Linked DNA regions of Homo sapiens: all the other regions are linked to region 3. The links are chromatin contacts, found by Hi-C or POLR2A ChIA-PET in ENCODE. All regions are on one chromosome and are shown on one strand. Each heading gives the region's core, a stretch centred on a gene start or an enhancer-like site at or near the end of the contact. The rest is flanking DNA. Distances are from core to core; before and after follow the strand shown.

Region 1 (4,206 bases), core at 689-3,188, 160 kb before region 3:
TGTGATATTTTGATACATGTATACGATCTATAATTATCAAGTCAGGGTAAGCGGATATCTATCACCTCAAAAATTTTTCTTTTTTTTTTTAAGTTGAAAGTCTTTATATGTAGTTCTATCAGCATTTATAATAAACTTGGTAGGGTCAGAACAAGAAACTATAAAGTTCTACCTTCTGGCTTTGAGGCCCTTCCCCCTCATCCACGGCCCCAACCTCTTGCTGGTCATAGGCAGGGCCTCCCAGGATTCGGATTCTCTTCTCACACTGCTTCTTTGCCACAGTCAGTTGGTTGATGTACCTCTTCATGTTCCTAGCCCTCATTGCCGCAGTTTCTTTACCTTTGTGCCTCTTCAGTTGGGGAAAGCTGCTAATTGTAGTCGCTTGGATTATTTCCACTACAATTTGATACCTTGCCCAAAAGTCAGTTGTTGAAAACGACCAGCACACATCTTCTACCACTCTTCTCTACCGTTCCTTCAACAGACCTTAGTTGCTTCAAGAACTCCACATCAGAGTTGCTGTTAATGAGCTTGATGAAGTCCTCATAAGAGGGGCTATAGGTGTAGGCTCTCTTGTGATGTTCATTCATCTGCTCTCTGTACTCCAGCTGGGCAAGCAGCATTTGGTTAATGTAATCTGGATTACTCAGTAACTCCACTACCGGCTTCAGGACTTTTGTTGTGAGAATTTCTGCAAGCATTATAGGTAAACTGAGAGACTGCACATCCTTTGAGGGGAGGAGACAAAACACCAGAACCCGAGAACACGTTTGTAGAAATCTTACTTCATCATCTGAGTTCCTCAAGCATACGTGCAACACAAAAGGTCTTGGCTGTTCATGTCTGGCATTAGCACCTTTCAGGTCACAGAAATGAGTGAGTAAAGTCCTCACAACATCATTGCAGACAACTTTAACCACATCCACGTGACTCAGTCTGTGGTGCAGCTGTCTGGCAATTTCCCAAAAGTCTTCCAAGAGCACATGGTAAAGTTGTCCCTCATCTCTGCTGAGGTTTCCATACCAGGACAGAATGCAATCTCTGTAACTGTAGTCGAACACTTCTTTCAGAACTTTATCCATATTATGAGAAATTACTACCCTTCTAAACTGAGCTGACTCATGTGAGTTTCCATACACAGGACTCCCAGGAGGGCGGCGGGCGGCTGAGGTCGCGGCCAGCCGGCTCCAGGCGGCGGCAAAGTCGGGCGGCGGGGCGCGCGGGCTCCGGCAGACGAGGGCGAACAGGGTCCCCAGCAGGAAGGTGGCCGCAGCGCAGCTCAGGTACAGGCTGAGCCTGAGCAGGACGGAGCTCAGCCCCGCGGCCCCCGCCGCCTCCCCGCTGCCGGGCCCCAGGAAGGAGAGGGCCACGGTGGCAAGTGCGGCCACCGCCACGGGCTTCCACCAGCTCCGGCCGCCCGGGGCCCCCGGCGCCGCCGCTGCTGCCTCGGCGTCCCCCGGGGACTCTGGCCGCCGCTCGCCCCTGAAGCCCGAGACAGGACGGCCGCCGGCGCCTGCGGCCCGCGCGGGGCTGAGGCCGGCGCCGCCACTGTCGGTCGCATCGGGGTGCATGCTGCTTCCTGGGCCGCTAAGGACAGGCACATCTCCTGCCCCGCCGTCCCCCGCCGGCGCTCCGGAGGCAGGGGGAGCCCGCGCTCCTGCCTCGCCCGCGGCCCACGGAGGGAGCGGCCCCCGCAGACGCCGCCGGGCCCCTCTCGGCGACCCCTCAGCGCCGCCAACAGGCGCTGGGCCCGTAGCTGCCGGGCCGGGCGCAGCCAGGGAGCCCCACCGTGTTGTGACTGAAGCCTGGCCAGCCTAAGAATTTATCTTTTCTTTGTGTTGGGAATATTACAATTCTACTCTTCTAGCTGTTTTAAGATATGAACTACATTATTGTTAACTGTAATTTCTCTACTGTACTACTAACACCAGAACTTATTCCTTTTAACTGTATTTTTGTACTCCTTAACCAGCTTCTCTTCATCCTGCCCTCTACTCTTCCCCTCCCTGCCTCTCATAGCCATGATTCTACTCTCTACCTCCATGAGATCCAATTTATTAGCTCCCACATGTGAGAGAACAATGTGATATTTGTCTTTCTGTGCCTGGCTTATTTCACTTAATATAATGACCTCCAGTTCCAAATCACATTGCTGCAAATAACATGACTTCATTCTTTTTTATAGCTAAATAATATTCCACTATGTACATAACCACATTTTCTTTATCCACTCATCCGTTGATTGACACTTAAGATGATGCCATACCTTGGCTATTTGTGAATAGTGAGGCAATAAACATAGGAACACCGATTGCAGATATCTCTTTGATGTTACAATTTTCTTTCTTTTAAATATATACCCAACAGTGAAATTGCTGGATCATATGGTAGTTTTATTTTTAATTTTTTGAGGAACCTCCATACTGTTTTTCATCATGGAGGTACTACTTTACATTCCCACAGTGTAGGTGAGTTCCCCTTTCTCTGCATTCTACCAGCATATGTTATTTTTTGTCTTTTGGCAATAGCCATCCTAATTGGGGTGAGATAGTATTTCATTGTGGTTTTGATTTGCATTTCCTTGATGATTAGTGATGTTGGGCATTTTTCTTCAAATATCTGTTGACCATCTGTGTACCTTCTTTTGAGAAATATTTATTCAGGTCTTTCACTCATTTTAAAAATTGGATTATTTGGTTTTTGCTATTGAGTTCCTTATATATTGTGGCTATTTTTGTTTGTTTGTTTTGAGATGGAGTCTTGCTCTTGTCACCCAGGCTGGAGTGCAATGGCACGATCTTGGCTCACTGCAACCTCAGCCTCCTGCACAGCTGGGATTACAGGCACCCGCCACCACGCCAGGCTGATTTTTGTATTTTTAGTAGAGACAGGATTTCCCCATGTTGGCCAGGCTGGTCTTGAACTCCTGACCTTGTGATCTGCCCACCTCAGCCTCTCAAAGTGCTGGGATTACAGGTATGAGCCACCGTGCCCAGCTAAGGTGATTTTTTTATATGGTAAAAGATGGGGATCTAGTTTCATTCTTCTGCACATGGATATCCAGTTCTCCCAGCACGATTTATTTACTTATTTTTATTTTTTAAGAATGGTCCCACTCTGTTGCCCAGGCTGAAGTACAGAGGGACACGCACCGCTCACTGTAGCCTCAAACTCCTAAGCTCAAGTGATCCTTCCACCTCAGCCTCCCAAGTATCTGGGACCAGAAGCACACACCACCATGCCCAGCTAATATTTAATTTTTTGTAGAGATGGGGGTCTCACTATGTTTCCCAGGCTGGTCTTGAACTCCAGGCCTCAAACAATCCTCTTGCCTTGGCTTCCCAAAGTGCTGAAATTACAGGTATGAGCCACTATGCCCAGCCCCAGTATCATTTATTAAAGAGACTACCTTTTTCCCATTGGATGTTCTTGTTACCGTTGTTGAAAATGAGTTGGCTAGAAGTACATGGATTTCTTCTTGAGTTCTCTATTCCGTTCCATTGGTCTGTGTGTGTGTTTTTACAGTACCATACTGTTTTGGTTACTATAGCTTTATAGTATAATTTGAAATCAGGTAGTGTGATGCCTCCTTCTTTTTTCTTTTTGCTCAGGATCATTTAGCTATTCATATGAATTTCAGGATTTTTTTTTTTCTATTTCTGTGAAAAATATCACCGGTACTGTGATAGGGATTACATTGAGTCTATAACTCACTCTGGGTAGTACAGACATTCAAACAATATTAATTCTTCCATTCCAGAGCATGGGATATCTTTCATTTTTTTTTGTCACCTTTAATTTCTTTCATTGGTGTCTTATAGTTTTCTTTGTAGAGATATTTTACTTCTTTGTTCTTTAGTTACATTTATTCCTAGGTATTTTATTTTTTGTAGCTATTGTAAATGAGATTGATTTATTTCTTTTTCAGGCTGATTGCTGTTAGCATATAGAAACACTCCTGATTTTTGCATGCTGATTTTGTGTCCTATGATTTTACTAAATTCATTTGTCGGTTCTAAGAGTTTTTGGTGGAGTCTTTGGGCTTTTCTAAATTTAAGATCATGTTGTTTGCAAACAAGGATAACTTGACTTCTTCCTTTCCAATATGGATGTCCTTTATTTCTTTCTCTTGCCTAATTGATGTGGCTGGGCATTTTTGTTTAATTGAATTTGCTGGTATCTTCAAAACAAGAGATAGCAGATGTC
Region 2 (4,118 bases), core at 1,196-3,695, 210 kb before region 3:
ATTACAAATATACTTCTATTTGTTAAACCACTGAGATTTGAAGTTTATCTCTGCAGATATTGGAGTAACTGACCTGTAACCAACATACACCTTGATTGCCCCTACTTGGGATGTCTACCACCATTGGACCAGTTACTATTGCTGGGGAATGAGGTACTAAGAGTGACCTAGCCTGGATCATGTGCCCTTCTGGGAACCTAGGGCACCAGATCACAGCCCCACTAAGACCACATGAAGTGAAAGGGGGGTGTTGTTGCTACAAGAAAGTGGATGGGAAAATATATGAGATGCCCCTGCCGACCCTGAAATCAGCTCCCAAAGCTCTGCCTAAGAGAGCAACCCAAAATCTCAAAGGGTCAAAAGATGTACTCTTTGAAAATCTGAATAGCTTAATATTAAAATGACTGTTGTAATATCATCTCAGTTCTTCCAAAGACCTTAAAATTACCTTTAATCTCATATCAAGGTAATTCGCAGAAGCTTCCATCCTACTTTTATTCTTGCTTCAAAGACGACAAATAAGGTTCCAACTGAAGGTCTCATGGGTGGGAAAATGAGAAAGTTTTTTTGTCTAACTGTCCGTGGCCATATCAACCTTCTGCCCAGGTGTAGATATATACAGGAAGAAATGACAGTCACTCATTGTCCCTACTGTGAAGTCAGCTCACTATTATTGCTTTCTGAGAAACTTTTCGTTTTGTTTTTTTTGTTTTTTCTCTGCCACTCCATCTTATCTTAAAAAGTTTCCTGTTTTTGTTGTTGTTTGGTTGGTTGGTTGGCTTGGTTTTTTAACCCATGAGCAGATTTTGCTCTTACTCAGGGGAACAAAAGGAATTTAACGGTCTAGATAAAATTGTTTGAATTTTGAGGCTATTGAACATTCTGGATTATAGTTCTGGTGAAATTATTCTGCCACTTACATCTTTGCAAATCATTCACTCTCTTGAGGCTCCTGTTCCTTATCTATTAGAGAAGCATAGATACCTTTCTACTGCCCAGGCTTGTGGTGAGGTTTAAATAAGATCAAATGCTTTCCCAACTATAAAAGAACTTTCAAGTTTAAGATCTTACAGTTGTCTGTGACAGTCTTCTCTTCAATTAGTATGGGTAACTGAAAGTCGATTGAACACACTGAAGAGCACTTTTCACCTTCCTTCCTCTGGAGTGTCCAGACCTGGCTCTTTAATCATTGCCCTTGAGCCCAATTTCCCTCATCTTTTAGATCTGTGGTTCTCAAGCTTGGCTGCACATTAGATTATCTGGCACCCAGGCCACATCTCAGGCCAGTTAAATCAGAAACTTGGGATGGGACTCAGGCATCAGTTTTTCTAAAGTTTTCTAGGTGGTTCCATTGTGCAGCCAAGGCTGAAAACTATGGTTTTAGATTATTCTTTCTGGGGAAATCAGGAAATTCTCTGTTGGCACAACTGAATCTATTTAACTCTAACACATGCACAAATGATTTCATTTCAATAGATTAATGCGCTTTGGACCTATTACAATGGTTATGTGATCTTATGTTAGAGATAGATGGTTGCAAAGTAGTTTATCACATAGATGTTTATCAGCTGTGATCGATGTTTATCATCTCCTTAGCAGCATTCAGGAAATGCTTGAAGATGAGATGTATCTTTTTTTTTTTTTTAGACAGAGTCTCGCTCTGTTGCCCAGCCTGGAGTGGAGTGCAGTGGCACGATCTTGGCTCATTGCAACCTCTTCCTTCCAGTTTAAGCAATTCTCCTGACTCAGCCTCCCAAATAGCTGGGGTTGCAGGCTATTTTCATATTTTTTTTTTTACAAATAAAATACCACCATGCCCAGCTAATTTTTGTATTTTTAGTAGAAACAGGGTTTCACCATATTGGCCAGGCTGGTCTCGAACTCCTGACCTCAGGTGATCTACCCACCTCAGTCTTCCAAAATGCTGGGATTACAGGTGTGAGCCACCATGCCTGGCCAAAATGTATCTTGTCAAGAGTGCTGCAAATACCATTTTATAGCAACTAGAAAATGGAGAGGGTGATAAGATCTGAGCTTTTTTTATAAACCTGCAAGAATACAATTACATAGGATGAAAATTATCTGGTGTCTGTTATGGACACTATTCATAAGGGGTGAGAGAGAGAGAAGAAGAGAGAGAGAGAAAATGAGAAAGTTGTAATCCAGCAGGTAGAAATAGCTGTCTGGGAGTGGGTTGTAGGGAACTCTTTCCTGCTTCTTGTGCCAAGTGGTAGAACTGGGAGGGAGGCAGCTGGAGCTAGTAAAGGTGAGTGGGAGGGTGCAGGTGCTGCCCTTGTCCTCAGAACAGGTAAAAGTGACATGTTTGACCGTTGGGCTTAAAGCCATCTTCAGATGCGAGCCGGTCCTGGGAATCAAGTTTGTTCTTATTTGCAGAGGTCCCGTGAAGGCCCCCTGGTGGTCACGGGCGGCTCAGCCAGAGAGTCCATTGTGCTGGCTGTGGGATCCCCATGGATCAGCGCCTGTACCGGAGCAGAGTGCGCTCTGAGTGCACCATTCTTCTCCAGCCGGAAGCAGCCTCCCTTTGCAGGTTTGCCCAGGATAGCCTTTGGCAGGACAAGAGACTTGCGCCGTCACATCCTCTCTCAGCTGCAGACATGGAGCACCTGCTGTGACATCTACAAACAGTGTGACCTTGGCACAGCTACTTAACTTTGCTGAGTCTCAGTTTTCTCATTTGAGTAACAATATTTGCACGACACTGTGGTTGTGGAAATTAACTGATATCAAGGCATATAAAGCTCCTGGAACCAGAAGGGTGTTCAAAGGCTTCTTGCTGTGTTATGTGTGTGCTCTTATTTTCCACTTGCTCACTTGCCTCTGGGTCCTCAGTGACCTGTCCCCATGGTGTAGCCTCTGTTTCCTGAGGCTTAGCTTGGATGCCTCCCACCTACCACCACATCACATTGCTTTCCTTCAGTTCATTTTCTCATTTGACCTCCACACTAACTCTGGGAGGTAGATGAGAAAGCAACATCCTTTCCAGTGTAGCCAGGAGCTAAGCAATTTGCCCACCATCAAACAGGAAATCACTGGCAAGAGTAGCAAGAAAATGACCCACCATTTTGGGACACTTACTATGTGAGTAAGGCACATGCTGAGCATGGTGCGTGCATTATCTCATTTTATCCTCACAAACAACATGGTGAGGCAGGTATTTTTATCTCCATTTTACAGGTACAGAAGCAGAGGTTTAGATGGCTGACTTTTCAAAGTTGTAAAGAGAGTAGCAGGCATAGCCAGAATTTAAACCCATTTCTCATCAGCTGTAGAGGCCTCTCTGCCTCTCTGGCAGTAACTTGAACTTAGTTCTCTTGATTCCTAGAAAACTGCTTCTTTTGCAACATGATGCTGCTCTAGGAACAACTTAGCAAATCCACAGCTACCAAAAGCACAGTGTTTGATTTCTCTTCTCTTTTCCTGGAGACGTTTTTACTTAGGATAACTTACTGCCTAATGCTGAATAGCCAAAAATGTATGCCTCTCAGGACTCAGAATTTTGATGGCCACAATCAGTTGGTCCCCAGAAAAATATCAATCCCCGCTTTGTTCTCACAGGAGAGCTCCAAAAGAGAAGTATAATTCATTTTTTCTTCCTCTTTTCTATTTTCTTAGGTGTCATTCTCTGTTATTCTGTTGGCTGTCATTTTTGTCTTTTGTGGACCAGTTGATATAGACAAACCACCACTAACAACCCAGACAGCCTGAGAATGGATAATACATGTGGCTTGACTGCCTCCTGAGATATTTCAGGTCCATTTACCCTGAATGACTAACACGTCTAAGAAAGAACACACACTTCTTTAGCTGAGGATGCTACCCTAACTTGACCCACATAGGAAGCAGATGTTTCCTCCCGGCCATTTGCCCACTCCATGTGACTTGGGCTTTTCACACATGGTGGCTGGGTTCTGAAGGACAGAGAGTGTGCCAAGAACAAACGGTCCAGGCAGAAGCTACAGGCTTGTTAAAAGCTGGCTATGGATGTTTTAAGACATCATTTTTGCTTTGTCCTATTAATCAAGCAAGTCACTATAGTCAGCCTACTTTTTTGGGAGGGGAATCAGACTCCAGCAGGGAATTGGGGTAGCTGATCCCTC
Region 3 (4,228 bases), core at 399-2,898:
CGAGAGGCTCCAGCAAGGGCGCCTCCATATGCGGAACTCTCGCCCAATCCCTGCACAGGCTGAAATCTCGTGACCGCCGGGGAGCCTGTTTGGAGAAAAGTAGACAGGGAGCCCGCAAGCTGGGTTGGCAGAGGACGCTGGAACCTGGCTGGTCGGGGAGAAAATGTCTCCTTGGCAGCTGCAGCCACTGTCCTGTGGTCTAACTTCCCAGAGCTGGCTGGCGAGCGAGGTGTGCCTGCCGCTGGCGTCTCCCCACCCCCTTCCCCCACCCCTTTCTCTCCGCGGCTCCTGCACTCCGCAGAGCTGCCGCGACCAAAGCTACACCACCTAGCCAAAAAGAAAGAAAAGAGACAATCCCGGCTGCGCACAGGTCGGCAGGGCTCGCCCTTGGCTTCCCCGGCCGGTGACAGCCGCCCTGGCCTCTGCCACCCGCCCGACAGAGCGCGGCCCTCGGCGCCGGGGCGAGCGAGGTGGCAATTGACATTTGCACGGTTCGTCCATACAGTCCGCACGCCTGCTCCTCCAGCCCGCGGCCTCGGACCCTGGACTCCGCCAAGGGCCGTCTCCCTCTGCTCACCCCGACCCTGCCCCAGGCTCAAGGGCTAGGAAGGCGATGCCCCCAGCGGGCAAGTGGCCTCCGAAGGGAACCATGTTAACCTTGCAGTGCACACATCTGCCCACACGCCCAGTGTCACAGCCCGGCCAAGCCTGACAGCCTCCCCGCCACGGATGCCTGCCCAGCCCAACCCCGCATCCCCTCCCGGCCCCATGCCCGGACTCCTAGCCCGTCCACCCCAAACCAAGCCCAGGAAAGGGGATATGAGATTTTGCTTAAGCAAATATATCTACCTGGATCAAATTCAGGGATCCGAGCTTGGTATTCGGCTCCGACTCTCATCCCAACATCTGCAAAGCAATGCCAAAAAATATATATAAAAAATAAAAAAGAAGAAAAGAAAGAAAAAGGAAGAGACACTTAAAAAATAAAAATCGCTAGATGGAGGAAAGAAGCGGCGGGTGGATGGGAAGATATCAACTCGGGGCACTCCGGGAGATGGCAGCGGATTGGGGGCGGGGAGCGGGGGGGGGCAAAGGCGGAGGATTGGTCGAGGGCGGAGGGACGGGGGGTCGCGGGGGTGCTGCTGCACTGCACCGGGAGTTCGAGGCTACCGCAGCGCCCAGGCTCTGAGGGGAGGGAGGGCGGGAGAGCGGCGAGGGGAGGGGGCTGGGGGAGGGGAAGAGGGAGGGGGGCAGGCGGGCTGGCGGGGAGGAGTTCGAGGCTACCACCGTGCTCGTCGTCGCTGCTGCAGCCGCTCTCGGGCTCTGAGTAGTGCAGCCCGCCGTTGGTGGACGAGGCGCCGCTGCCGCCGCCGCCTGCCGGGCTCTTGGCGCTGCCGTTGGCCGATCGGTTCTTCCCCAGTAACTCGGGCCCTTTCTCCATCATGCCGGGCATGGTAGAACAGGGGAGGGGGAAAGGTGAGGGGAAGAGGCAGGCGTCAGGGTGAAGGCGGAGATGGCTTAGAGCGCGGGCGGGAGGGAAAGGAGGAGGAGGAGGAGACGGCGGCGGCGGCGGAGGAGGAGGAGGCTGTTAATATGGAGCCGCCATAACCGCCCCGCTCCGGCAGTAGCGCAGTCGCCTCACAACAACCCGCCCCGGCCCCGCCTCTCTCCCCTCCTCCCTCCGCCGCCGCCCGCCCCGCGCAGTCCCGGGCGCCCCTCGGCCGCACCGCGCTCTACGCCGCCGCCGGTATCACTCCGCTCCGCAGGGAGGTTCCGGCCGCCTGGGGGGAGGGGAAGGGGGGAGGGGCGGGGAAACCCCGCTCGCAGGCAGCCGGGCCACCCCAACCAAGCGCTAATAAAATCGCCACCGAGGCGTGGCCGCCGCTCGGGCTTTCTTCCTAGGGGGCGCTCCGGAGCGCGGGCGGGAGATGCACACGAGGGAGCGGGACTCTTTGCCCTCTCTGGGCGGAAGGAACGCGGTCACCCTGAGAAAGGACCGGCGCGACCCGACTGGGCGACCGGGGGGAGCGGCCCCCCCCCTCTGCGGACCGGGCTGCAGGCACGGGCCTGAGCGCGGCGTTCCTCAGATGTCTGGACCCGCAGGCCGCTCAGTTTCCCGGTGTCCGCTGGCAGCCTCGAGCTAGGGGCGCGCTCTGGCCCGCGGTGCAGTCGCGCAGTATAGCAGGGCGGCCTTGGGGCTCTGAGGCCCAACCGGCGAAAGAAGTAGACTCGGCCCTAACCATCTCGACGCTACAATTTTTGTTTCTGGATCTCTGAAGTAGGGCCCAGTTCCCGAGAGAGAGTCTGGGGATGACGGGATGAGTTTCCGGGGCTGAGCGATGCAACTGTTTTTTGCTGAAGCCCCTCTCCCCGATCCTAACCCTACTGTCTTATTCTTACCATCTTTCTTTCCTTTTTTTTCTTCTCTGTTTTAATAGCTGGGGAGTGAGTGCTGTGGAGTGAGGGGGAAATAAGATAAACATGAGACCTGGCCCAGTAGACGCGTTTTCAGTTCTTGCTGACCTGCGGTCTCCGCTTGGAGCGCTGGGGGAGAGGGCGGAGTCCCCCGGCAGAGGTGAAGCGAGAGCTGCTTTCTGGCAGCGTTTCCAGCCTGGAAGGAGTTGTGCTCTGTAATGCTTTTCTGAATTGCATTCGGCGAAAGGAGTAGGAAACTGCGTTTATTCCTTCACCAGATTTGAGGGCATCTGCTGCGTGCCAGGCTGCCTGGCATTGGGGGCTGTTTATGATTTTCTTTTCCTCTTTTTCTGATTTCTTCCCCCCCACTGACGAATAAGTAGAAATAAGTGAGGATTTAACTGTGAGCCTCTAGTATGCAGATGTATGCTGAGCGGTATTGGGGTTCAGCAGATACTCTCCAAACACTTGAAAATACTGTCTTGTAATAATTCTATTATGGGTCAATCCAGAGTGGATCAAACCAGAAATGAACGTCTCTGGCCAGAGCAAACCTTACTGAGAGAAATAATATATCTAACTCAGGAATTGAGCCAAGAAAACCCTGGGAAGTAAATATTTCTGAAGTGAAAAGTCTCCTGTGTGTGTACAAAACTATCTGGTTCTAGTAGTAGAGATAGTCTCATCTCTCTATTAAAGCTTAATGTGATTCCATTAAATATTTGAATCATAAAACTGGACCTTTTATTCTGTTCCTTTTCTCAATAAATGCAGTTCTGAATATTATTTTAATTCCCGTATAGTTTTCCTACAAGGAGAGAATGCCCTGGCCAAATGAAATGAATAGCCATTTTCCTTGACAGTCGTTATTTTTCATTACAAATTAATACACTGGTATGTTGGTCTTTATGCAGCAGTTTCTAATGAACATGATTCAGCTTCTTTGGTCCTGTAACACAAAAGCTAGACCCTGTCAAATGCTCCTCACTCTGAGGCCTCTGAGCCAGCCAGCTTTCTAACACCCAATGTTGTGGCACTCCATGCAGTTTCCTGCAGAAGGGAATCTGCATATAGATCAGGAACCAAAACGTTGGAAAGATTTAGGGACCTTTGTAACTTCTGTTTATTAGTAAAACCAGTAAAGTGAGAAGATTCCATTCGAGCACAGCACAAAAGGGCAGACGCAGAGAAGACTGCATTCCACAGTTAGGAGAAGAACCTGGGCGAGGGGAGAGTATGGCATTTTTTAAACAGGAAAGTATAATAGGTTTCTGTTTTGTTCCTGAAGAAAAGGAAAGCACCTGAAGCTGGCCTGGTTCTGAATAATAATGGACCTTAAAATGTTTCCCAATAGCTAACAAGGACTAATATACAAAGAGAAAAGGTCTAAGGCGAAATCTTGGAAATGCCTGACTGTAATGGGTTAGAAGAGGAAAAGAAGAAGCTGGACATGGAAAGAATGCTTTAGAATGGCTTGATAGGCCAGGCGCGGTGGCCCACGCCTGTAATCCTGGCACTTTGGGAGGCCGAGGTAGGCGGATCATGAGGTCAGGAGATCGAGACCATCCTGGCCGACATGGTGAAACCCCGTCTCTACTAAAAATACAATAATTAGCTGGATATGGTGGCAGGCTCCTGTAATCCCAGCTACTCAGAAGGCTGAGGCAGGAGAATCGCTTGAACCCGGGAGGCGGAGATTGCAGTGAGCCAAGATCATGCCACTGCACTCCAGCCTGGCGACAGCGAGACTGTCTCAAAAAAACTAAAAAAAAAAAAAGGGTTAATAAACAGTGTCCACTGATGCAGAATCATG

What was found. Hi-C counts contacts between places; a loop is a spot of excess contacts on that map. ChIA-PET counts read pairs that join two places held with the same protein, here RNA polymerase II (POLR2A). Pooled maps may share reads with other maps.
Region 1: a map with no recorded cell type shows a loop between it and region 3 (11-fold over the local background). The contact joins the enhancer-like site here to the promoter of RCOR3 in region 3. A Hi-C loop is called at or near these places in 3 of 37 single-sample maps with no recorded cell type and 8 of 50 pooled maps. POLR2A ChIA-PET finds 5 or more read pairs at or near these places in 3 of 52 experiments (A673, activated CD4-positive, alpha-beta memory T cell and activated naive CD4-positive, alpha-beta T cell).
Region 2: a map of endothelial cell of umbilical vein shows a loop between it and region 3 (3-fold over the local background). The contact joins the enhancer-like site here to the promoter of RCOR3 in region 3. A Hi-C loop is called at or near these places in 1 of 168 maps with a recorded cell type or tissue (endothelial cell of umbilical vein), 1 of 37 single-sample maps with no recorded cell type and 8 of 50 pooled maps. POLR2A ChIA-PET finds 5 or more read pairs at or near these places in 1 of 52 experiments (WTC11).

Annotation. Positions count from the first base shown.
Region 1 is chr1:211,413,901-211,418,106 of GRCh38, reverse strand. The region is part of intron 4 of LINC00467 (long intergenic non-protein coding RNA 467); the gene reads right to left. It also overlaps the pseudogene SNX25P1. Among named protein-coding and RNA genes, the nearest start is that of LINC00467, 33 kb to the right of the region's middle. Within about 2 kb of position 1,938, at least 14 of the 41 ENCODE cell types and tissues checked have a DNase peak (open chromatin) inside an H3K27ac peak, as active enhancers do.
Region 2 is chr1:211,468,543-211,472,660 of GRCh38, reverse strand. No RefSeq gene overlaps it. Among named protein-coding and RNA genes, the nearest start is that of RD3, 22 kb to the left of the region's middle. Within about 2 kb of position 2,445, at least 2 of the 41 ENCODE cell types and tissues checked have a DNase peak (open chromatin) inside an H3K27ac peak, as active enhancers do.
Region 3 is chr1:211,256,786-211,261,013 of GRCh38, reverse strand. RCOR3 (REST corepressor 3) reads right to left here and starts at 1,648. Exons shown (of 12, transcript NM_001136223.3): 1 at 1,288-1,648; 2 at 850-906. The coding sequence starts at 1,453. LOC105372902 (a long non-coding RNA gene) reads left to right here and starts at 1,822. Exons shown (of 2, transcript XR_922552.3): 1 at 1,822-2,278; 2 at 2,439-3,201. RefSeq lists silencers at 1,070-1,369, 1,440-2,229 and enhancers at 932-1,431, 1,934-2,435, 2,710-2,829.